Regions from separate parts of the Mus musculus genome. Here all the other regions are linked to region 1. The links are chromatin loops, found by intact Hi-C in ENCODE. Cell type or tissue: gastrocnemius. All regions are shown on one strand. Region 1 overlaps Catspere2 (cation channel sperm associated auxiliary subunit epsilon 2). Region 2 overlaps Desi2 (desumoylating isopeptidase 2). Region 3 holds the start of Gm46174 (a long non-coding RNA gene).

Evidence for each region. A loop is a pair of places that touch in the nucleus more often than their neighbours do. Peaks named below come from ENCODE experiments on the same cell type or tissue, not always from the same donor. Only the 100,000 strongest peaks of a DNase experiment are listed, where the experiment ranks them.
Region 2: it touches region 1 in a loop (4-fold over the local background); 15 of 42 quality-filtered maps call a loop at or near these places.
Region 3: a loop joins it to region 1, with 11 times the contacts of the local background. A loop is called at or near these places in 26 of 42 quality-filtered maps.

Annotation. Positions count from the first base shown.
Region 1 is chr1:178,143,265-178,151,264 of GRCm38, forward strand. Catspere2 (cation channel sperm associated auxiliary subunit epsilon 2) reads left to right here. Exons shown (of 23, transcript NM_001368822.1): 19 at 5,619-5,718. It also overlaps the pseudogene Gm8010. Among named protein-coding and RNA genes, the nearest start is that of Desi2, 40 kb to the right of the region's middle. In gastrocnemius, a CTCF peak has its summit at 3,336 (motif pointing right); no DNase peak of the experiment used is centred here; H3K27ac peaks cover 591 bases.
Region 2 is chr1:178,245,094-178,253,093 of GRCm38, forward strand. Desi2 (desumoylating isopeptidase 2) reads left to right here. Exons shown (of 5, transcript NM_024282.3): 5 at 4,142-7,505. The coding sequence ends at 4,375. Among named protein-coding and RNA genes, the nearest start is that of Gm46174, 51 kb to the right of the region's middle. In gastrocnemius, no CTCF peak of the experiment used is centred here; a DNase peak (open chromatin) is centred at 4,250.
Region 3 is chr1:178,298,639-178,306,638 of GRCm38, forward strand. It overlaps Gm46174 (a long non-coding RNA gene), which reads right to left and starts at 1,740. Exons shown (of 3, transcript XR_001779565.2): 1 at 1-1,740. LOC115487370 (a long non-coding RNA gene) reads right to left here. Exons shown (of 2, transcript XR_003948789.1): 2 at 7,898-8,000. In gastrocnemius, a CTCF peak has its summit at 4,957 (motif pointing left); a DNase peak (open chromatin) is centred at 4,952.

The DNA.
Region 1 (8,000 bases):
GCGATCCCTGTGCGTGCAAGCCGAGGCCCCGCGGCCATGAACGGCAAAGAAGGACCAGGAGGGTTCAGGAAGATGAAACATAACGCCTTCCCACATAACCAAAGGAGAGAGGAGAAGGATGCCAGTTTGTCTTCGCCGGTGATGCTGGCCTTCAAATCACTTCAGCAGGAGCTGGACACCAGGCACGACAAATATGAGAGACTTGTGAAGCTAAGCCGGGATATTACTGTGGAAAGTAAGAGCACAATTTTTCTTCTCCATAGGATTACAAGTACTCCTGATATGGAGGGAGATACTGACTGAATCAGAAAGTAAGCTGGATGGTGTCAGACAGAAGATCCTGCAGGTAGCCCAAGACCTGTCGGGGGAAGACATGCACCAGTTCCATTGAGCCGTCACCACAGGACTGCAGGAATATGTGGAGGCTGTCTCTTTTCAACACTTCATCAAAACTCGTTCATTGATCAGTATGGAAGAGATTAACAAGCAGTTGGCATTTACAGCAGAAGACAGTGGGAAAGAGAGCAAGACTGCTCTAGGCATGAACCTGGTTCACAGACATACATGAACGCACAATATGCATACACATAAAATAATAAGGAAATCCACTGCAGCCTGACTAAGATGACTGCCTCCCGTGGACGGACAAGAGAAGCAGCTGGTTACATGGAGACTGAAGCTCACCCCTGTTGACTACCTGCTGGGCGTGGCCGACCTAACTGGAGAGTTGATGCGGATGTGTATTAACAGTGTGGGGAACGGGGACATCGACACCCCCTTTGAAGTGAGCCAGTTTTTACGCCAGGGCCAGGTTTATGATCGTTCATTGGCAACACTGGGGCCTATGAGGTCTCTAAGAAGCTATACACCTTGAAACAGAGCCTGGCCAAAGTGGAGAATGCTTGCTATGCCCTTAAAGTCCGGGGTTCCGAGATTCCTAAGCACATGCTGGCAGACGTGTTTTCAGTTAAAACAGACATGATTGATCAGGAAGAGAGCATTTCTTAAGCAGCCCCACTCTGCTAAGGAGCTCCTGGGCAACCAGTTGGTGAGACTGTTCTGAGTGTGCATCTGAGTTTATTGTGGCTTCTGTAGACGTTCCCAGTTGTACTAGTTTGAAGTTGTAAACAGCTGTATATAAGTTTGTCCACAGGGATGTTGTTTCTTACACTCACTCGCATTTGCATACAGTGTTTGTATATGTGCTTGCTCTATTGTTGTGTGAACATGCTTCCGATTGCACTTTCTGCCACACCTACTTTAGTTCACTTTGAACTTGGAGTGACATTTTGGGTGGAAGGAAGTCTCTTAAGTGGGTGATTCTGTCTATGGAGGGAAAAGTGTGGTGAAACTTCTAGAGTGAGCTTCCTCAGCAGTATCATGGCAGGCCTTTAACGTGGGCTCAGTACATGAAACAGCAGTTTAAATATGTTAAGTTATCAGTGTTTTCTAAGTGCAAGTTTTGGTGGTAGTATAATGAGAATTCACTTAAAATTCTGGTAAAGTTTAGGTCGTTTTGAATTCGTAGGAAGCAGTTCTGAAGAGTTGATGGATATCTGGATGTTCACTTTCCCACGTCAACTTCTCCTTTCTCACAGATGTGGAAAGGAAGGAGCTGACACTGGTCATCACTGGTGACGCTGAGTAACTGACTCTACACTCGTGTGTAGGTTGTGAGCAGCCAGGCCCTTTGTCGTGTGTTAGGTGTGGTGCACTTTCCTACCCCAGCCGTCCTGGGACCCGCAGAGGAGCAGCCACAGTGCTCCCAGTGCTGACAACCCAAGCCTTTACCCTGCCCTTGGTGTTAGCTAGCGATGTTGCCAAAGAAAAAGAATTATGTGTAATTCAGCAATAAGACAATGGCCAACACTGGAGGGAGTGTTGGGCATGGGTTCATCTCCCCAGTCAGTCAGAGTCATCTGTGGTGAGAGCCTGGCTTGAGCATGGCCTACGGCTGACAACACCACATGCTTTCAACGAGTTCTGTGACTTTTCACAACTTAGATACTGGGCTTTATTTTTGGAAAGAATATCTAATTGTAAGGCTGGTTCTTTGAAAGTGTAATTTTCCAAAAAGTCTCACCAAAAGTAAAATAAAGTGTATACATGCCTGGTAAGTTAAAAAAAAAAAAAAAAAAAAAAAAAAAAAAAAAGAGGATCACCAGCACTGCCCACAGTTAGCTGGGCCATCCTATCTCAATTATCAATCAAGAAAATGTACTGTAGGCTTATCCAAAGACTAATCTGGTGGCTGCATTTGTCCAATGGAGACTCCCTCTACTAAAATGAACCTAGTCTGAACTAATTGCATAAAATCTAGCCAGCACAGCCTTGATGAAGTATCCCCTTCACTAACTGAGAACACTGTTCCTGGATGGTCTCTTTCTCCCATATCATCTCTCCTGTCTCTATTAGAGTCCCCTCACATTAGAGTCTGAGAAACAGAGTGCACATAATGAATATATATGTTGAAAGAGGGGTAATTGCATACACTATAAGGCCTGGGTAGTCTGGCAGTGGCTGTCTTCACACTACAGAGCATGAGAACCCAGAAGCTGCACAGGCCCAGAGACCGGATGCCTTGCAATCCAAGTCTATAAGTAAAGACACGGAGGATTCACTCCACACCAGAAGGCTGAAGCAGCTTAGTTCTGATGTCAGCGAAGGAAGGCAGAGGCAGCTCACCAGTAGAGCAAATAAGGCCAATGAACACACCCCCAAGACACAAAGGCTAAGAGGTGAAAAGGAAAATGTTTCCTTCTTGGGTGTCCTTAAGTCTGTGTCACTGGAGGAAGTTACTTACTGCCCACCTTCGGGTGGTGACCAAGAAAATCCTTCACAGGCATGCTTGGAGATGAGTTAACTAATCTAAACTAACCCCTCACAGATGTGCACAGAGCCTTGTTCTTGGATGATTCTACTTCCTGGCAAGGTGGCAACCAGTATCAACCATGACACCCCCTGTCCTAAATCATCATGCAAACGTGCATTCAGTAAAGAATGGAGCAGCAAAAAGGGCCCTCTTGATGAAACAGCAGCTACTGTGCACACTGTGAGATTCTTCCCTTGTCCAGCTTTTATGCTGCTCTAAACATAGCTAATAGAAGAACGAGTTAACAGAAGGGATCCTCCAAGAGATCAGTAAGGAGGGCTCCTCAATTCCCAAAGTAGGATTTCCATAGGAAAATTACCAACAGTAGCGAATCTAGATGCCAATTAGTGACATTCCTGCATTCTCGGATTTAATTAGAATTCTAGTCAACCCTAACGAAAATGTATTAAAATAAGCCCATGGAAGGAAGTCTCTCTGGCACTTATTCACAGTGAAGCAAAACTCTAAAATGACATATCATGCAATGCATGCTTTTTCCACAAGAGGGCACTGTGGGCCTTCACAAATTCTCCTAGTGACCCTTTTGTCCTTAAGCATTTTTACACTCAATTCTTTAGAAAAGGAAAGAAACAAAACCAAACCTTAACATTTATTGGAGGGGGAAGTTAAGTTGTCAGACCTCTTTCAGACCCTGTTCTCTCCTTCCACTTCCTGGGTTGCAGGGGTCAAACTCAGGTCATCAGGCTCCAAAGCAGTGTCTTTTCCTGCTCAGCCATTCCTTTTCAACCCCCCCCCCCCCCACCGCCACCCTAGCTCTTAGGAAATCAAGAATTCTATTGATAACTTAAGATGCAATCAAACTCCTGTTTCCACCTCAAACTACAAACTTGTGAGTGTCCTGGCTTCTTCTGTGGCAAGAGTCCAGAGCACTCGAGTGAGGGTGTTTTCTTTGTTTTGTTGTCTTTAATTTTCTGTGGTTCTCCCTGACTCAGACACCAAGCCACTCCCTCCTCAGCATGCCTGTTTGAGAACTGAGCTTCTGAGCTCTTCATGGTTTCACAAAACTAGTTAACGCAGAAGCAGAAATGGTCTCCCAGGAATTGTTTTTAACACTGAAGCTTTCCTCCGCACTTTGAGAGAATTGGACAATGACCAGTTGTGCTAACAGCGTTTGGAGACCAGCATACCTTACCCAGACTGAAACCTGGCTCCAATAGCTTTGAAGTAAATCAGAGATCTGAGCGAGGAACAGGACGAGGATCTAGAATTTTCAAGGTATTCAAGACAAGGATTTAGTATTGTTAAGGAACAGCTAAAACAAGGATCTTGTGGTTTTTGTAAACCAACACAGAGCTTTCAAGAGACAAATTGTCATTTGAAAGTGAAGGTACAGTTCAAGAATCAGGAGGAGCCTAGAAGCAAAAACTGGACACTACAATCTGAGTCTCCAGGGAAATTCCCACCCAATGAGTGGGACAATTTCATTCAGATATGTGAGCAATAAGGAGTCTGGAAAGTAGGGACAGGGCGTTCCAAAATTCAAGGCCCTTCTCAGCTACACAGTGAGTCTGAGGCCTGCCAGCCTGAACTATGAGACTCTAAAATGAGAAGAGGGGCAAGGAGAAAGGAAGAGAGAGCAGGAAGCCAGGAGAGGGAGGTGCGGAGAGGAGGCAGTAGTGTAACCATTTAAGTTCTACAATGCAAAGGTGAACAGTTATTAATAGCAACTATATCTTTGCTCTCAAGCCTCTATCTATCTATTATTAAATAGCAAAAAAAAAAATCTTCATATAAGTACCAGCTTTCTTTCAAAACTGCATGGGTCTAAGGGAACTGCTCTCAGCTTTGTGTGGCTAATGTGTCCTGTGCCAGTATCACGAGGGAGTACCCTCTCCATGCGGGAGGGTGGCTATGTCTACTGTTGCTGTGGAGAGTCTTCCCTGCCTTACCTCAGCTCTTTTGGCTGCTGACTACAAGATTCAGTCCATATTCCAGCTGGCCCCACCTAGGAAGCAGGTAGGAAGTCCAACCTTCAGTACATAACCCTGTGGTCTCACTGTCCACGACATGACTTGTGATTTAATGACACCATGAGACCCTTGCTTTGTCTTTCCACCTCTCCCATCCCCTTTTGCATGTCATCAGGACCCCACCAGTCCCATTTTATCAATATGTGGTCGTTAGGGCAATGGAGAAGACTTAAGGTTCACATTCTACGTCTTCTCTATTGTTAGGTTTTTGTTTTGAATAAAATTTACTCCATGGGGCTGGACCTAGTGGTGCACACCTGTAATCTTGGCACTCGGGAGGTGTACACGCCAAGAGCAGGAGTTCAAGTCCAGCCTGGGCTCCAAAGTGAACTCCAAGGTTCAAAATGAGCAGCGGCTGCATTGAGATCCTGTCTCAAAACAAGGCTCATTTATTTCATTCAGTTGGGGGAAGTAGACCTAGCAATCAGATACAATCAAATCACAGATCAATATCTGTAAGAATCGGGGAGTTCCAGTAACTTCCCTGGGGTCAGAGGCTAAGAAACGATAAGACAGGATTCAACCACCAGGAATGGCACGTTCGTGTGATCCCAGCACTTGGGAAGTAGAGATAGAGAACCAGGATCTCAAGGGCTCCTTCACTTCATAGTAAGCTTGAAGCCTACCTGGGCACTTTGAGATACTATCTCAAAAATAAGTCAACAAAAAAAGATTTACACTTAAGACCATGAGACTTGCAAGCTGCAGGCCCTCTATTTGACACTAAGCTGTCATTTTTGTGTTTGTTGTTTCAGGTATGATGAAAATGGATTTATTAAAATAGTTGACGCAAATTTTATCTTGTGGGAAATCCATGGCAGGAATGACTACACCTTTAATTCTACGATGGAGCAGGTAGGACATCTTTGAATTTAAACCGAACTTATTAAACACACAATTAAAGGTATCCTTTTGATTTTTAATTTGTATGTAAATTATCTAAGGGAAGTGAAACCAAGCCATAAGTAGTAAAGAAAGCCCACTCTATATTAAAGCCAGTGACTTCTGAGATGCATCTCTGAAAAAGAAGAAGCTGCTGTCTATAAAACAGACGAAAGAAAGGTCAGGAAAAATAAAATAGTGTGATGGGAAGGCCACTCAGTCAGTCCTAAATGAGCATTTTCTTGTCTATCTTAACTGTGTTGAGTGTTTCATTATGGGTTTGCTTTTGGCTTTAAGACATTGGTGCTCTATGAAATGGGTGCTCTCCAGATTTCATCTTCCTCTGTACCTTTGCACCGTTTTACTGTACTAGCCTCAGCCTCTGTGTCTCTGCCCTCTCCCTTCCTTCTAACCTCCAAGACCAGCCGATCTGGATCTCCTGGTTCACCCCACTATTCTGCCTTTTGTAATTATTCTTTCCAGCCACTGTGGGCATTTATGTCTTTAAGCCTTCCCATGGAGATAGAGCCTTCTAGAAGTTAACAGAAGGATTTCCTAAGATTTCCTTGAGATCACAGGCTCAAAGAAAGAGTGACTCCTTTCGATGTGACATTTTTTTCTTATTGGAGATTATTTATCTGAATATAGCAATCACCTAGAAGCCAACAAGAACTGAATTACACTTTACCACTCTCAGAAGGCAGCGTCTTTCAATTACATAACTAAATAAATCCATCATGTCAGAGATTCCTGTAATTGTTCTACAACCAGGATGAAAGACTTTCATCCCCATTGATTCATCATTAAAGTACTTGTTGCTGAGTAGTGGTGGTGCACACCTTTAATAACAGCACATTGGGAGACAGAGGCTGGTAGACCTCTGTGTTCAAGAACAGCCCAGTCTACAGAGTGAGTTCCAGGACAGCCAGAGCTCCATAGAGAAAACTTGTCTCAAAAACAAAAACAAACAAACAAAAAAGATGAAAAAGAGGAAGAAAAAAAGAGAAAGAGGAAGAAGAGGAAGAGGTAGAAGAAGAGGAGAAGGAGGAGGAAGACAATGTATGACAAGAATAAATGAGAAAGAGGAGAATGAATGAGGAGGAGGAGAAGGAATAAAAGAGGAGGAGAAGGAGGAGGAGAAGGAGAAGAAAGAAAATGGAGGAGGAGGAAGAAGAAGCAGAAGGAGGAGAGAAGAAGAAGAAGACGAAGACGAAGAAGAAGGGGAGATGACAATGACGAAGATGACTACAACAAACTGTGTATGTCTGTACATTTGTATGGGGGTGTGCAAGCACCAGAGTACATGTGTGTAGAGCCCAGAAGACAACCCTTCCATTCATTGCATAGAGGCATTGCTGAGAAGTAAAACTTCACAAGAACTACATTTCCCATAATCACCTCGGTGAGTCCATGCCTGGCTCTTGTGACTGCAAAGTGAGCAGAAATTCTACCATTCTCCCATGGACCTCCATTCTTCCTGTCCCCTTAGTTCATGACAGCAGCAGCTGAGGATGGACTGGTTGAGAGCTGAAAGAAACAGTCCAGAGGAGGAACTTCAAGGAGCTGTCATGAAAAAGCCTGACCTCCAAGTTCATGCTTCAAGGAGAGTAACCTGGGAGAACTGAGTTGGGCTTTGTATGACCCAGAATCAAACTTTCAATTGGGCAGGATAGGACACACCTGGAATCTCAGCACTTAGGAGATGGAGAAAGGTAGACCAGTTCAAAATATAGCAACATATCAAGTTGTAGGCTAACCTTAGGCTACCTTTATCTCAAACAAACAGATGAGCCATTTGGTTTCAGTGGTAGAGCTCTTGCCGAGTGCCCAGGGTTGGATTCTTAACATCATAAGGTAGGCATGATGGCACATGCCTTTAATCCTAGAATCCCAGTACTCAGAGAGGTAGAGGCAGGTAAATATGAGTTCAGGGCCAGCCTGGTCTACAGATGGAGTTCCAGAACAGCCAGGGTTACACAGAAAACATTTTCTCAAAAAAAAAAAAAAAAAAAAAAAAAAAAAAAAAAAAAAAAAAAAAAAAAAACCAACCAAACAAAGAACTAAACCAAAAAAACCAACAAGCAAGCAAACAAAGATTCCTAAAACCATGATACTAAAAGTCAGGTTCTGATCATGTCTGACCCTGTGAACAATGCAAAGACCCAGGACAATGCAACGTGTATTAAACATGTGCCTAAGCTCACCCACACTGCTGTACCCCTCTTGGCAGTCCTACTCCTGGACTGTTTCTTATG
Region 2 (8,000 bases), 100 kb after region 1:
GGAGGGATCTGCCAAAAGGCATCCCTACCACCCACAACCTCACTGCTAAGTGCTGGACCTTTCAGTAATGCCCTAGCAACCGCACTTAGTGCCCGAACCTTGGGGGAATGTTTAAGATTCAAACCGTAACACGATGAAACTTTTTTTTTTTTTCAGTTTTTCAACACAGTTTCTCTGTGTAGCCCTGTTTGTCCTGGAACTTTCTCTGTAGACCAGGATGGCCTTGAACTCAGAGATCTGTCTGCCTCTGCCTCCTGAGTGCTGGGATTAAAAGTCATCTATCATACCTGGCTTTTATTGTATTTTTTTGTATCCATGATGTTTTAGTTTCTTTTCTGTTAGTGTGATAAAACACAATGATTGTGGAAGCTTAGAAGGACGGGCTTATTTGGCTTACGGTTCCAGAGAGTAAGAGTCCGTTGTGGTAGGGAAACATGGCAGCAAGAAGCTGGCATGATGACAGGAACTGGATGCTACAAGCTCACATCTTGAACCACAAACTCCAAGCAGGAAAAAGCACATTGGGAGTAGGTGAGGCGTTAAGCTCTAAACCCACCCCTTATGGCATAGTTCCTCCAGAAGGCCACACCTCCTGAGCCTTGCTAAACACTACCACCAATAGGACTAAGTATTCAAGTGCTCAAGACTATAAGGAACATTTCTCATTCAAACCATTACACATCTGCAATGAAATTTAACAACAACAAAACAACATCATAATGCTATACAGGTAGTTATACAGATAGAGTCATTGTTTTCTGTTGGTTTTTTTTTTTTTTTTTTTTTGACAGGGTGGCTTTGAACTCACAGAGATCTGCCTGTCTCTGCCTCTCCCCCCCAATATTGGGATTAAAGGCATGTGCCACCAGGCCCAGCATGATGCAACCCCTCTTAAAAGCATTCTTTGGACTAAAGTTGACAAATTAGAACTGAAACTACAACCATAAAACCCCAGATAAGGGGGCCGTTTACATCCTAGAGGTCATTCAGCAGCAGTATATAATTTCTTACTGCTGGCTTCAGAAGGCAGAGGCAGGGGGATCTCTGTGAGTTTGAGGCGAGCCTGGTCTATATAGTGAGTTCCAGGCTAGCCAAGACTATTTAGAGAGACTCGGTCAATTAATCATTCAATCAGTAAATGAAATTAGAATTTATTTTGATTTATAGTTTAGTTCAAGTGCAAGTCCCTCCTGGCAAGGGATGCATGGCAGCCGGAACCTGGGGCTGCTGATTACATTACATCCATAGTAAAGGAGCGAGAAGTGCACCCTGGTGCTCGGCTCACTTTCTCCTTTCTAAGATATCCTAGAGCCCAGTTCATGAATTGTGCTGTCCACATTGGGAGAGGGGGTTCTTCCTACCCCAGTAACCTAACCTAAACAACCCCTCAAAGACAGGCCTAGAGGTTTATCTGTTTGCTTATCTTCTATTTGTCTTATAAAGTTGACAATATTAATTTTCATTTGTTTATTCCTTATTGTATTGATACTCAGATTCCTTGTCTCAAGAAGCTCACAGCATTTCATAACACAAAATGCATTAAGTACAACTTCAAAAGTCCCTATATATAGTCTTTAGTAGTTCCAACACTGTTAAAAGTGTAACTCTGATCTCTTAACTGTGAGCTCTTTTCACATAAAATTAAGTTGCCTACTTAAGCATACAATGGGGCAGCTCAGAGTAAGCATTCTAATTTAAAATGGAGCATAACAAGAAATGATCGGAACCAGCCGGGCATGGTGGCGCATACCTTAATCCCAACACTTGGGAGGCAGAGACAGGAGAATTTTTGAGTTTGAGGCCAACCTGGTCTACAGAGTAAGTTCCAGGACAGCCAGGGCTACACAGAAAAACCCTGTCTTGAAAAAAACTAAAAAAAAAAAAAATCAGAACCAAAGCAAAGACCAAAAACCATCAAGGAAAACACCAAATTCCATAGCACTATTTCTGCCATTTGGGGCTCCTGTTGGACCCATTTGTGACCTTAAGGGCTTGGAGGCTTGGATATTTCCACTCTCCCAGCTCTGTTGCCTCAGCACATATATTATCTCACTTCATGCATGCAGCTTTCCTTAGCAAACAGCCATGATTCTGGCATCTCCAACTAACTGGGGTCTCTACTGCAAACTAGGGTTCACCTTCCGAGCTTCATACAGGTTGGCCTCTCAGGGTCTTCTGCCCTGCCATACATTGCCTGTCCTCGTCAGTTTTATAAAACCATAGAATAAGACACCATGATCCACACAATTATACATCTTATGCCTGAGGAACCAGTTTTATGTGGATCATATTACCAGGTTCTGCTGCCAGCTCAGGAGGCAGCCTGCTTTCTTGGACCACAGTTGTCCTGCATGTACAGTCAAGAAGCAGAAAATGATAAACCCTGGTGCTGAGTTTTCTTTCACCTTTTTGTGCAGTGTCTGGCTTTCCAGCACATGAGTGGTGCTGTACACATTGAGGATATGTCTTCTCACCTTAATGATCTAACCTGCTAGATAATCCCTCACAAACCTTTGTTTGGTGGTTGGTCCAGTTGACAACATTATGCATCCCACAGTATAAACTAAATACTATCTGATAGCCATAGTAAAAAAAAAAAATGTTATGACCCTGTTTTTACAAATGCACAGAAGATAAATATCACAGTTACCTCACTAGTAATAGTCTATTTCATTTTTTTTTTTAAATCCGGTTACAATGTTAAATACCCTACTAATGGGATTTGACCCAGAGTTTTTAACTCTTAGGAGTTAAGATGAGTAGCTGCTCTTTCAAGGGGACCAAAATTCAATTCTCAGCACCCACATGGTAGTTCGCACTAAAGTTTTAGGGAATCTGATAGGTGCTGAGTAATCAGAGAACATATTACCTGTCCATAAGTGAAGCCACCTGATTTTCCTTTTAGCTAAAAGAGAAAAAGGATTAAGGAATGCTGCTGAATCTTAGGGAAAGTGTTGCACAATTGCCAGCTTTTTAAATGTCAACTACCTCTTTGACAACCAAAGTAAGAAACTTTGAAACCTCTAATAGTTTCAAATATTTTAAAAACAGTAGTTTCATATCTCATGATCATAATCTTTAGTATGACTAGAGACAAACCATCAAAGTGGCAGTGGAGCATGGATTCAGTTGAGCCCATTTGTGTGTGTGTGTGTGTGTGTGTGTGTGTGTGTGTGTGTGTAGATGATAAGAGGGTAAAGTCAACATTGTAACTGAACTGCCTCTCACTCTCTGAAATAAGAGGGACAAGACTCTGGCAGTGGAGCATGGATTCAGTTGAGCCCATTTGTGTGTGTGTGTGTGTGTGTGTGTGTGTGTGTGTGTGTGTGTGTGTAGATGATAAGAGGGTAAAGTCAACATTGTAATTGAACTGCCTCTCACTCTCTGAAATAAGAGGGACAAGACTCCCCAGTCCTAAGGACCTGTAAGAATAAGAAGTGGGCAGAGAAATGCAGCAGATTATCAGCCAAGAAGAATTCCAGCTGGCACCCACTTGTACCCCCTAGAGTCCTCAGGCCAAAGGCTAGCTAGGCCTCCATGCCTTGTCCTGACCATAGTCCCTCTTCTGTCAGGATATTATGGAGCTTGTCTTCATTTGTCGACTCTTCTTTCTGAACCATATGAGCTTCCTTGAAACAAATGGGTCATGGTTGAAAGCAAAGACAGAATGCAGCTGAAGGGAAAGTGGGGTGGTAGAAATGGAAGAAAGTATGAAAGAACCTGGGAAAAGAATTAACAAGAAGATACCAAAGACTGACTCTTCTAACAGCATGAGGCTTCTCTACTCTAATAACACCTGTACTAGCAAGCCTCTTTCCTTCTGTTTGTTTAAAAGTAATTTTACATGTTTCAAAGTAGCTCAATGATCCAAGACAGACAGAAACCAAGGGGAATTGGCTTGACTTCACAAATGTAAAAAGTACATGGCTGAAAGAAAGGATTGGGGCTTGGTAGTGTCCGGCTCCTGAGTTAAGGCACTGCTTCTCAGCAGACTGGAGTAGTCTGCTTCTCAGGGCAAGCTGGTCTGCAGTATATTTTCTCTACAGCCACCCCCTCCTCCTCCCCCTCCATCTCCCCCTCCCTTTAATAGTACCATCAGCATTGATCTCTTTTTCCTAATACAGAGCTCTGTCCTCCTTAGATTCTCTGTGGGAAAGAGATTCCTCGCTGGATCAACCGGCTGGCCTACTTCAGCTCCTGTATACCCTTTCTACAGAGTTGCCTGCCAAAGGAGTGGCTCACTCCTGCTGCACTTCAGTCTAGTGTCAGCCAAGAACTCCAGGATGAACTAGAAGAAGCAGAGGATGCAGCCGCATCCAGTGCCATGGCAAGTGCTGCAGCTGGTGCCAGAACTGGGCGTCACACTAAACTATAAGACCTCTGAAGTCAGGCCTTCAGAACTGTCTCTGGCAGTTGAGTATCACTAGAGAAAAAGAAAATAGAGTTAAATGTCCTTTGGATATTTTGTATGCAAAGATGGCTCTCCCCCAAATCCCAGTTTTTCAGCTCAGGATTATATTTGTAATCAAAAACAAAAAAACAAAAAAGAAGAAAAATAGCTTGGCGCAGGAGGGAGAACTTTGTATGAAGCTGCCCTCTTTTCTTTTCTTTTTAACCCACTTGTAAATTTGGATTCACTTCCTCTGTTTTATACGAGCTCTGTTAAATTACGTTTACAGTATTTTGTACCACTGTTTACAAATCTTGCATGGACTTCTGCCACCATGAAAGAAGAATATCCTCATCTTCAAATATTAGGCAGATGATCTTTGTACACTTCCTGACAGTTGCCAGAGCTACAGCATAGGTAGTAGGCACAAGGAAAGGCTTCCACAGCCGCAGTCCTCATCGCTGCTTACAAGCTGTCCCGGAGATCTGTATTTGTTTTGTTACCAATGTTGGCACCCAGATACCGGAATCCAAACTGGCCTGACATGAAGGAGCACACACACAGCCAGAGGGCTTGGGTCCTGGTCAGTTCCTCTCCACACCCTTCTTCCCATTCTGAGTAGCACATTTCCCAAGGTGCCCGTGGAGCAGCTGGTCTCACCCCAGATATGCCCACCTCAGCAGGGTGGTACTCTTGTATCTGCCTGGCTTGATGCCTCTGATTCTTTAATGAAGATACTCTTATAACTGATGAGTGTTTTTGCACATGTGTTAGGAGAGGGGCTTCATTTTATTTTAATACATTCTAACTCCTCCCTGTACAGGATATTTTGGTGGGGTGGGAGTATCCTAACCTAGCTTCCTGAGCAGCAGTACAAGCTGACACTGAACTGCTTTTTAAACTAGCCAGGCTACCTTTTGTACTGGATATTGAAACCTAGAATCTAAAACACACCCCAAAGGTAATTCTTTAATAGTTTGTGTACACCGTATCAGAAATGGCTTATTGGAGTTTCTTAGTTCATGATGGGAGTAGCCGCACCTCATAATAGAGATTCTATTTTCATTGATATCTTGTTGAAAATTATACTTTTGTGTGTCTTAAATTCATTTTTTTATGTTCTCAAATGTATCTCTCTTACATAACATACTCTTGGGAATGAGGTTGTGCTACAGAGAAGTCTTAGTGAGGAAGTCATCTGTTAGAGTCCAACCCCAGTTGACCCTTGGATGTAGAACCAATCATTACATGTCACAATCAATGTTCTGCCTTAAGAGTGAGTGTCCTGTGTAAGTAGTGGATACAACATAGGAACATCCAAGGTACTGACTGCAGCTTTAGATACGTGATTAGTGTGAGAGTCACATTCTCTGTGTGAAGATACATGTCTTTGAGTAAATTTCATCTTTAATTTTTCCATGAGCTGATTTTGATTGATACTTTTTAACGTAAGCACACCCTCTTTATAGGGAAAGTAAACCTTGAGTTATTTAACACTGGCCTGAGGAAAACGAAGTCACTTTGTACTGTTTGACTGTTCTGTTTCCAGAGAAGAAAGCTGCTGCAAGTTACTCTACCCGTGCCGGGTGGGGCAGAGCATTTGTTTCAGGAACGGTGCAGCAAGACAGAATATGTGGTCTTTATGAAGAGTCAACTTAGTTCAGGTCTGAAAATGAGACTTAGGACAAAACACTAATGCTCCCCAAGAGGTGTCACCACGAGAGCCCAAGCCCTCAGCCCAGCTTGGTAAGAAAGAGATGCTTGGTACAGTTGACTTGGGTTTTTGTTGTTGTTGTTGTTTTATTAATAGTGTGGATCATGGTGTTTTCTAATCCATTGAGATATAAATGTTTTGACCCAAGGGAGTGGCCCCTCAGTTAGACACTTCTGGGTAAATAGCCAGGTACATCTCTGTGCTTACCCTCATTTCAGCAGCTCAGCACACAAGTGACTTGCTGTTCTCATGCCTGACTGGGACATTTGACGTTTGAAGAAATGTAAAAGTCTTCTAGGAAATAAACAGCTCATGTGCAGGTCACCTGAGAGTCAGGACACAAGATTCCTTGCACTTTGGTGTCCCTGAGGTTGGAAGGAAGAAAATCTCTTTAGTGAGACCAACCTTCTCCACAGTGTAGATTAGCAATGGATTAATTAACTTTGCTTTTCTTGCCCTCAGAAGGTAACAATGAGTTCTCCACATGAACTCATAAGAAAAACCACAAGTCAGAACTCCAGTCATGAATTTACATGAGTTTACATATTTTGTAGTTGTAACCAAGTGAAACTGTTTCTTCTGGTAGGTGTTTGAACAATAATAGCAGTAATAGATCAGATAGTTGGTTTCTGGTGCTTGTTTTAAATATGCTTGGGCTTTTTAAATCCTCATTGGTGGCATTGGCTTTAGAAGTGTGACTTGTGAGGCTGTAGAAAGTGGTGACTGTCCTAGAGCACCTCCAGGCCTGAACTCCGGCCAACTATTGCTCTGCTTCACAGCAATAGCATACCTACCATCACCAGCATCTTACAGAGCAGGGAATTCCAGGGTTAGTCCATTGATAGCCGTGTGTGTGTGTGTGTGTGTGTGTGTGTGTGTGTGTGTGTGTGTGTGTGTGTGTAGATTAAGCACTGCAGACAGCTGCAGGACTCTGTTTCCATGGCTTCTTCCATCATAAGTCGGGTAGAACCATGTTCACTGCTTCACAGCTCTAACCCATGTGTTGTCTTATGGCTCCATTATATATTTACTATAGCTTTGGTGTATGCTATGTTTTCTTTTTAAATGACTAATGTTAAAAGTTAGTTTTTCAGCAGTTAGCCATCCTCTCATTACATCTTATTCTTGCCGGTATGGTTTGAGAGTGTAGCTTGATTGTTAGACTTTCATTGTCTGCTCAGTCTATTCACACACATCTCCACTGTCAACAAGTGGGACAGCTGTCAACAAATCTTCATGGATCTGAAGAGAATTTCTGTGAAGTTGAATGCAAGTGTACTGTCATTCACAGTGTTTATAAAACACCAGGAACCTTCACTTTTGCTACCTTGATATAGAATTGGACTATCATGTTACAACATTGAAATACATCAATTTATTAAAAACTACTTTTATAAGAAATGTTTTATAGTTCTTTCTGACCTCTAAGAGACAACACTGTTCTGTATTTTGTGCTGGGAAGGGGTTATTTGTACAATCCAAGAGTTCGATCTGCTCTGCAGGAATGTGGCCAGCCCCGTCTGTACCATGTCTTGTATTCACTGTTTCCCTTACTCAAACAATAATTACTCTTGTGCTCAGCCCCTGGGCCAACACATTAGCTATCAAGGAGTGCACAAGCGACAAGTAGCAGCCCAGATTTCTGGGGAACGGAGGCAAACTGTGCTGACTGGAAGGCTTTCCCCATCTCCTTTCAGCGGTTGAGCCTGTGTGCTTATGTTCATGTCCCATTAACCTCTGCTGCACCTCCAACCTGAACCTTTGCCTTTCTCCTCCATTGGCCCTTTGTACCTAGCTCAGTATTTACCTCCACTAATTTAAGTTTTTCTCTAAAATTAAGTGTTATCAAGTAAATGAATAGTAATTTTATGATCTAACAAGGTTTGTCCACTCTTT
Region 3 (8,000 bases), 160 kb after region 1:
AGCACTCTAAAATCTCTCCACCCAGCTCGCTACGTTCCCACTGGTGGGTCACTCCACACCAGCCCCATGCTTCAAAATCCCCACAGCCTTTTGGGGTGCATTTCTGGCAAACCCACACTTTGCCGTCATACCTTTCTCTCTGGAACCTAGTCAAGCTGCCATGTGAAGGAAAACACCACACAAACTTAGTTCAGAATCAAGGGTAACTCAGTCACTGGGCGCATCATCTAGAATCCTAATCTTGCAAGCCCTAATAAATCTAAATCCTCCAGTGGTGAATCCAGGAAATTTGAAATACAAACAGCACCAGGGTTATCCACAACAGAACACTTTAGTAATTTGATAGAAAATAATTCCTTTTTTTGTTGTTTTGGTTTGGTTTTGTTTTGTTTGTTTGTTTTTCGAGACAGGGTTTCTCTGTATAGCCCTGGCTGTCCTGGAACTCACTCTGTAGACCAGGCTGGCCTCGAACTCAGAAATCCGCCTGCCTCTGCCTCCCAAATGCTGGGATTAAAGGCATATGCCACCACACCCGGCAGAAAATAATTCCTATTTCTACAGATCAGTGAACTGAACCTAAACCCAAGAGAGGTTAGGGAACCTCCCATGATCCAGTATTGGTTATACCAAGTGTTGGTGACTTTCTTCATCACTGACTAAATGGCTAAAGAAAGCTGATTGCGGCTATTGTTCGAGCGCTTCCAGCATCGCCTCGGTCTCAGCAAGGGCCCCAGACTCGGCTTTGGGTGAAAAAAAAATGGCCCGAACCAAGCAGACCGCTAGGAAGTCCACCGGTGGGAAAGCCCCCCCCCCCCCAAACAGCTGGCCACTAAGGCGGCTCGGAAAAGCGCGCCCTCTACCGGCAGGGTGAAGAAGCCTCACCGCTACAGGCCAGGGACCGTGGCTCTGAGAGAGATCCTTCGTTACCAGAAATCGACTGAGCTGCTCATCCGGAAGCTGCCATTCCAGAGATTGGTGAGGGAGATCGCCCAGGATTTCAAAACTGACTTGAGGTTTCAAAGTGCAGCCATCGGTGCCCTTCAGGAGGCTAGCGAAGCATACCTGGTGGGGTTGTTTGAAGATACCAATCTGTGTGCCATCCACGCCAAGTGAGTCACCATCATGCCCAAAGACAATCCAGTTGGCTCGCCGGATCCGGGGGGGGGGGGGGCAGCTTAAGTTGAGGCGGTTTTTATGGCATTTTGTAGTAAATTCTGTAAAATACTTTGGTTTAATTTGTGACTTTTTTTGTAAGAAATTGTTTATAATATGTTGCATTTGTACGTAAGTCATTCCATCTTTCACTCAGGATGAATGGAAAGAGTGACTGACTGTTCACAGACCTCAGTGATGTGAGCACTGTGGCTCAGGAGTGACAAGTTGCTAATACGCAGAAGGGATGGGTGATACTTCTTGCTTTTCATGGTGCATGTTTCTGTATGTTAATGACTTGTTGGGTAGCTATTAAGGTACTAGAATTGATAAATGTGTACAGGGTCCTTTTGCAATAAAACTGGTTATGACTTGATCCAAGTGTTTAACCATACATCACTGTGATAGAATGTGGGCTTTTTCAAAGGTTGAAGATACAAGTTTTAGCCACAGTGTAACAGTTTCCTTTAAAAATAAAAAGTAAACCTGGCAGCTATAGAATACACTATGTGCATTTATAATAGCTATTTTATATATTGTAGTGTTCAACATTTTTAAATTAAATGTTTTACATTCACAAAAAAAAGAAAAAAGAAAGAAAGAAAGAAAGAAAGAAAGAAAGAAAGAAAGAAAGAAAGAAGGAGGAAGGTGGAAGGAAGGAAGGAAGGAAGGAAGGAAGGAAGGGAGGGAGGGAGGGAGGGAGGGAAGGGAGGGAGGGAGGGAGGGAGGGAGAAAGGCTGGTTGGTTTTACTTTGGCTGGCATTTTAAGGGCCCAGTCTATAATGGCAGGAGGGGGTGTAGGTGGGCATCTCCATCTACAGTCAGGAAACAGAGATGAACATTGGTGCTCAGTTCAGCGCCTCCTTTTTATTTTGTCTGGGACCCCAGGTGGTGGGATGGTGCTGCCTACTCTTTAGAGTGGGTCTTCCTTCCTCAGTTAAACCCTTCTGGAATGCCTTCAGGTGCTGCAGACGGACCTCAGTCTGGTCCTCGATCTGCAGGAAAACTCGGAATTCTGGTTACAGGCGAGCAAGGAGTTGGCATGGATGACAAACAGACACCAACACAGAGAGAGTGTGTTTCTGAATGTTTTGGGTTTTTTCCAATCAAGAACCAGACTTTTTTGTTTGTTTGTTTGTTTGTTTGTTTGTTTTTGGTTTTTGGAGGCAGGGTTTCTCTGTATAGCCCTGACTGTCCTGGAACTCACTTTATAGACCAGGCTGGCCTTGAACTCAGAAATTCGCCTGTCTCTGCCTCCTGAGTACTGGGATTAAAGGTGTGCGCCACCAAGCCCGGCTATGCACTAGACTTTTAATACAGAAGAAAAACACGAAAGCTAGGTGAACACATTCACCAAGGTACATCGACACAAAACAAAGAAAATGCATACATAAAAAGCTAGTGGCAGCCAGGCCATGTTTACAACTGAGAATAGGAACGACCCTTAATTAAGATCAGCTAAACACAGGAGCCAGGTGAGTGGTCTGATTCAATGATAATCTATTGTTAAACCCACCACCAGGGGTCCCTTAGTAAATAAATACCTGATTATGCTATTCCTCAGGGCCTAGTGAAAAAAAACCTGCACCAGGGGAATTCCCTTCTACTAACCCTTTCATGAGTAATACTACAGTTCCTCCTAAAACCACAACCCACCTTCTTCCTAGGCCATTGTGCATTCCTGTGTATGGGTGTGACACGGCTGTTGTTCTAAGTAATTATGATGTAGACTAGCTCTAGGCTTTCTAGCTCTATTCAAGTAAATTGTAATGCCTGATTACTTTCACTGTCTCTACTAGAGGTAAATTTGAATGTTTCTGAATAGGTAACATTCTTACTGAATTCCAAGCTCAGGGTCGGCTCAAGGACTTCCTAGGACATTGGAACACTGGTGGAGGCTTAGCTATATGTCAAAATCAATCCTTAAAGGCACTTATAATAAAACAGTACTGAAAGAGAGCACACAGATCCATACACCAGACTAACACAGGGACAGGTTTGGAGCATACATGCTATGGGAATGCCAAGGTTCCAGGAGGCTAAGTTTCTGTGAACTTTTCACCTTGGGACTGCATCCAGGTTTCTAGGCCTGTCACTCGAGTCACTACTGGAGTGGATGTAGCATTCACAGGGCTGCTAAATGGTATCTAAATCCTGTCAGGTTGATTACCAAGTTTAGCCACCACACAGTCAACAACAGCCAATCCCACACTAGCTTGTTGGGCACCAGCTTGAAGGGGTGTCACACTGAGACAGTACAGTACAGAGGGCGTCTTTTGTGATCAGAGATACATCATAGGAGGGGTGTGTGTGTGTGGCGGGGGGGAGTTCAGTCAACACCCAAGCAGGTGAGAGCTACCTGGTGTGAGGTCAGCCAATCTCCATGAAAGGACAGCCTTGGAGGGCAAATTCAAATTGTTCCAATGGACATTGAACCCATTCTTAGATGATGAGGTGGGGTTATAGCTACATCCCTGTTCCCTCATAATACACACACACACACACACACACACACACACACACACACACGCACGCGCATGCTCTCACTTCCCCTGCCTACCCTGACACAAATTACCTGTCTCTCTTCTCCCATGTTGTAGTACTAACAAATTCCCTTGAAACCAAATGAGCAGGTTTGCTCACCAGGCCAAGAGTCCTTTTGCAATCCCACAGCCAGCACAGCTGTGGACACAAGGTTGCACATGTGCATCAAGTGTGCAGTGTTCCCCGCAGTAGACCCATCCCAGAGTGGATCGTCTGTCCTCTCAGTCATTCACCTTTGCTGATGCTTACTCACACCGTGGGAAGCTCAGACAAGCCTCTAAATGACACGTCAAGTGTTCAAGGTGAAAACTGGTCTCTTTTCCCCACTCTCTCTGGTCTTTTTGGTATGTTCTCCACGATCCCAGTGACCATTCCACAGCAAAACTGCTGTCATATGCCTACTGGAGGCTCCATGAGAATGAAAGGCCCAAATTAGCCTCCAGGGGCTCTGCCAGGGCTGTCACTGGCCTGAACCACAGCTTGGCTTCTGTGGCTGAGGATCACAGGAGGCTTCTTAAGCCTCTGTCCATCTCAGAGCCTGGAGCACAGCACTCACAGCCTGAAAACTCATTTGACCCTTGACCCTAAATTGCCCTGTACATCTCTGTTCATGAAAGGATTTTTTTTTAATCTCCACAGAAGACTAGCAGAACTTGTCTGTACCCTCTATCTCAGGACTCTCTTCTGAGTTAAACCCCCACACTTTAGTGATCCAAAAAAACATTGTCCAAGAGATTTTATTGTTTGTTTGTTTGTTTGTTTGTTTGTTTGTTTTAGGGATAGCATCTCACCATGTAGTCCTGGCTGGCTTGGAACTCTATATGTAGACTGAGCTGACCTTGAACTCATACTGATCTGCCTGCCTTTTCATTGTTAGCGTTGGGATTAAAGGCTTGTGATACCACACAGTGCCTTAAAATTTTCAATCAATAACATTTGAAAACCATGATGGAGTCTCTGGGAAAGGATCATTGCAAAGAAAACTACACATCTTCCTGGTGTAAGTGAACTTCATAAAGCAACAGTGAGATGACCCCCCCCCCTTCCATTTCTCCAGTTTTCCAATGTTTCCCCCTACACCAGACCAATATGTTTATTTATTTTTAGTCTTCATTACATTCTCTAGGATGTTTAGGGTTTCATGATGCAACTAAATACAAGTTCTTTGTTTTTAAGTAACTGAACTTGCCCCATTTAGTAAATTAGGAGGAAGTCCATCTAAGCAGCAACGGGTAAGTGTGCTGTGGCGCCACCTGGTGGTGAAATAGGCAAAACAAGACTCCTATAACAGAAGTGACTTCCATATGCATTTTTTTTCTTGGAATAAAATTAACTACTATAAAGAGTAGAGGAGGGGCTAGGAGAGTGGACAAGAGCTCAGGCTGTAGAAAAGCCCTGTATACACCTGCGATACAGAGGCAGGCAGGCTTCTGTGAGTTCAAAGTCAGCCAGGGCCACACAGCCAAGACTCTGTCTCAAAACAAAAATAAAACAAGACACCAACAAACTCCAAACTCTATGGAATCCCACTACTATTTTGTAAGATAATTTAAATATATAACTTTAAAATAGGAAGAGTTTTCGGGGGGGGGGGCAGTGCACATCTTTAATCCTGGCCCTCAGGAGGCAAAGGCGAGCACATCTCTAGTTTAAGGCCAAGAAGGCTACAGAGAGAATCCCTATTGAAAAACGAAGGAGGAGGAGGAGAAGGAGGAGGAGGAGGAGGGGGGGGAGGAGGAGGAGGAGGAGGAGGAGGAGGAGGAGGAGGAGGAGGAGGAGGAGGAGGAGGAAGGGGAAGAAAAGGAGAAGGAAGAAGAAAAGATTCCAGCATTGCAGAGGCAGAGGCAGAGAGAGGCAGAGAGGCAGAGGCAGAGAGGCAGAGGCAGAAGCAGAGAGGTAGAGAGAGGCAGAGAGGCAGAGAGAGGCAGAGAGGCAGAGAGGCAGAAGCAGAGAGGCAGAGTGGCAGAAAGGACTATTCCACAGGAAGGAATTCAGGCCCAGAGTTGTAAAGCTGGTCCAAAACCCATGGCTTGGGGCTGGAGAAATGGCTCAACAGTAATGTGATACACTTGTGGAGACCTCATTTCAGTTTGCAGCAGCACATCAGGTGTCTTGCCTACCCATAACTCTAGCTCCAGGGCATCTTCTCCCATCTTCTGGTCTCTTTGGACCTTGTACACATATATACAGAATCAGTCCAACACACGTGTATTCACATAATTAAGATACATCCTTTTTTTAAGTCCATGGCTAGAAAGAAACTACGACTACTGTTTTACTACATGACATGATGTCAAATGCTTCTGAAATATTTATACTTATACCAATAGACTGGCGCTATCCTTGGCTTTGGCCAGTGAAATTCTCTCTGCAGTGGTCAGTAGTTAATGCAAGACTCATAACTGACCGAAAGGCTAAGAAAAAAAGTCTTTTGAGTGTTTATCCCTAAATGGGACTTCTATATCAAGATGCACCCACCCCCACTCCACCCCTGGGATTAGAAACATCGCAGAAGAGGAGGAAGGAAGAAGGTAAGAGTTGGGGAGTAGACAGCACTGCTGTGAACAGACCTACTGCACTTATGAGCTTATTGTAACCAAGACCAAGGTGACAAGATCAGCCAATATTCCAACAGGCAGCATGATTGGACCTAGTGGATTATTATTATTATTTTGTTGTTGTTGTTGTTTGAGACAGAGTTTTTCTGTATAGCTCTGGCTGTCCTGGAACTCACTCTGTAGACCAGGCTGGCCTCAAACTCAGAAATTTGCCTGCCTCTGCCTCCCAAGTGCTGGGATTAAAGGCGTGTGCCACCACGACCAGCTGGACTATTATTTTTAAAAAAGTAAAAATAAGGCCGGGCAGCGGTGTCGCAAGCCTTTAATCTCAGCAAGAGGCAGAGGCAGGTAGGTTTCTTGAGTTCAAGGCTAGTCTGGTGTACAGACTGAGTTCTAGGACAGCCAGGGCTACACAGAGAAGAAGCCTTTTCTCAGAAAACCAAAAATCATGTAATTAATTAAAATTAAGGAGAGGATAGGAAGTGGGAGTGAAAGACTCCAAGAGGAGCCCCTTGCTCAGACCTCAGGACAATAGCGGACACCCAAGCCTCACAAGAGACCAAGCTTGATGCAAACCACATGAGGCTTTATTGGGGAAAGCCAGAGCTCTGGGGACGACTCATATCCCACACAGGGGTAGAGGAGTCGACCTCAAGGGGAAAGGGGTCTCAGTTTTTATAGGCCCTCAGGGGGGAAAGGAGAAGGGGGGGGAGTAGGGGATTTCCAGATCTAAACAATGTCTATTCTCAAGAAATGGGTATGGGAGGGGTACAAGGAAAGAGTCTGGTGCAGGTGTAGCAACTCCGGATTGGCCCGGCTGTGGTTGCTGGGGAGATTTTCCGACTCTATCCCAGCAACCAATATCACAAACACCTGGCAATGGGCTTCATCAGTGGGCACATGCATGGGTTCAAGGAAGGATCAAAACATTGGCAGACACACGGGCTCAAGGAGCGGGCCAGAGCATTGTGCACCTCTATTTTTCTAAATCAGTGAAGCTAGTTCTGCTAGCAATGAAATCTATTTTGCCAATTTCAGGGCTTCTGTGACCTTTTACATTCTGTCAGGATCTTTCAGGAGGCCCCTACTGGGGGGACTGGGGAGAAACAGAAGAGTTGAGGTTCCCAAGTAGGGGTGGGAGGAGGACGTTGAAGGTGCACATCATCGGAATGTATTGCTTGCATGTGTGAGTCCATCAAAGAGCAAACAGACACTGTACATTAGTACAGATACTAGTACATTACACAGGGCAGGGGTGGTGCACACCTTTGATCCAGGTACTTGGGAGGCAGAGGCAGGCGGATTTCTGAGTTTGAGGCCAGCCTGGTCTACAGAGTGAGTTCCAGGACATACCTTGAAGTCCAAGCCAATACAGGCACTTCATATCACTGTGTCACACATCACGTTTTTAGTTATGTTTTCTTTTGTGTGTTGGATGCACACGTGACATATTGTGTGCAGGGAGAGGGTGCTGTGTTCTCTTTCTCCACCATGTGGGTGGGTCCTGCGTATTGAATTCAAGTCATTGGGTTTGGCAATGAAGACCTTTACCTGCTGAGGCATCTCACCAGCTGGCCCTGACTTTTTACTTACTTTTTCGTTACTTTTCTATGGCTGAAATAAGAAGACATGACCAGGACACCTTATAGGAGGAAGGGTTTATTTAGCCTTAAGGTCCCAGATGGGCAAGAGCACTTCACCATTCTGGTGGGAGGAAGCAGGAAGCAGTCATGGCTGGCGCATATT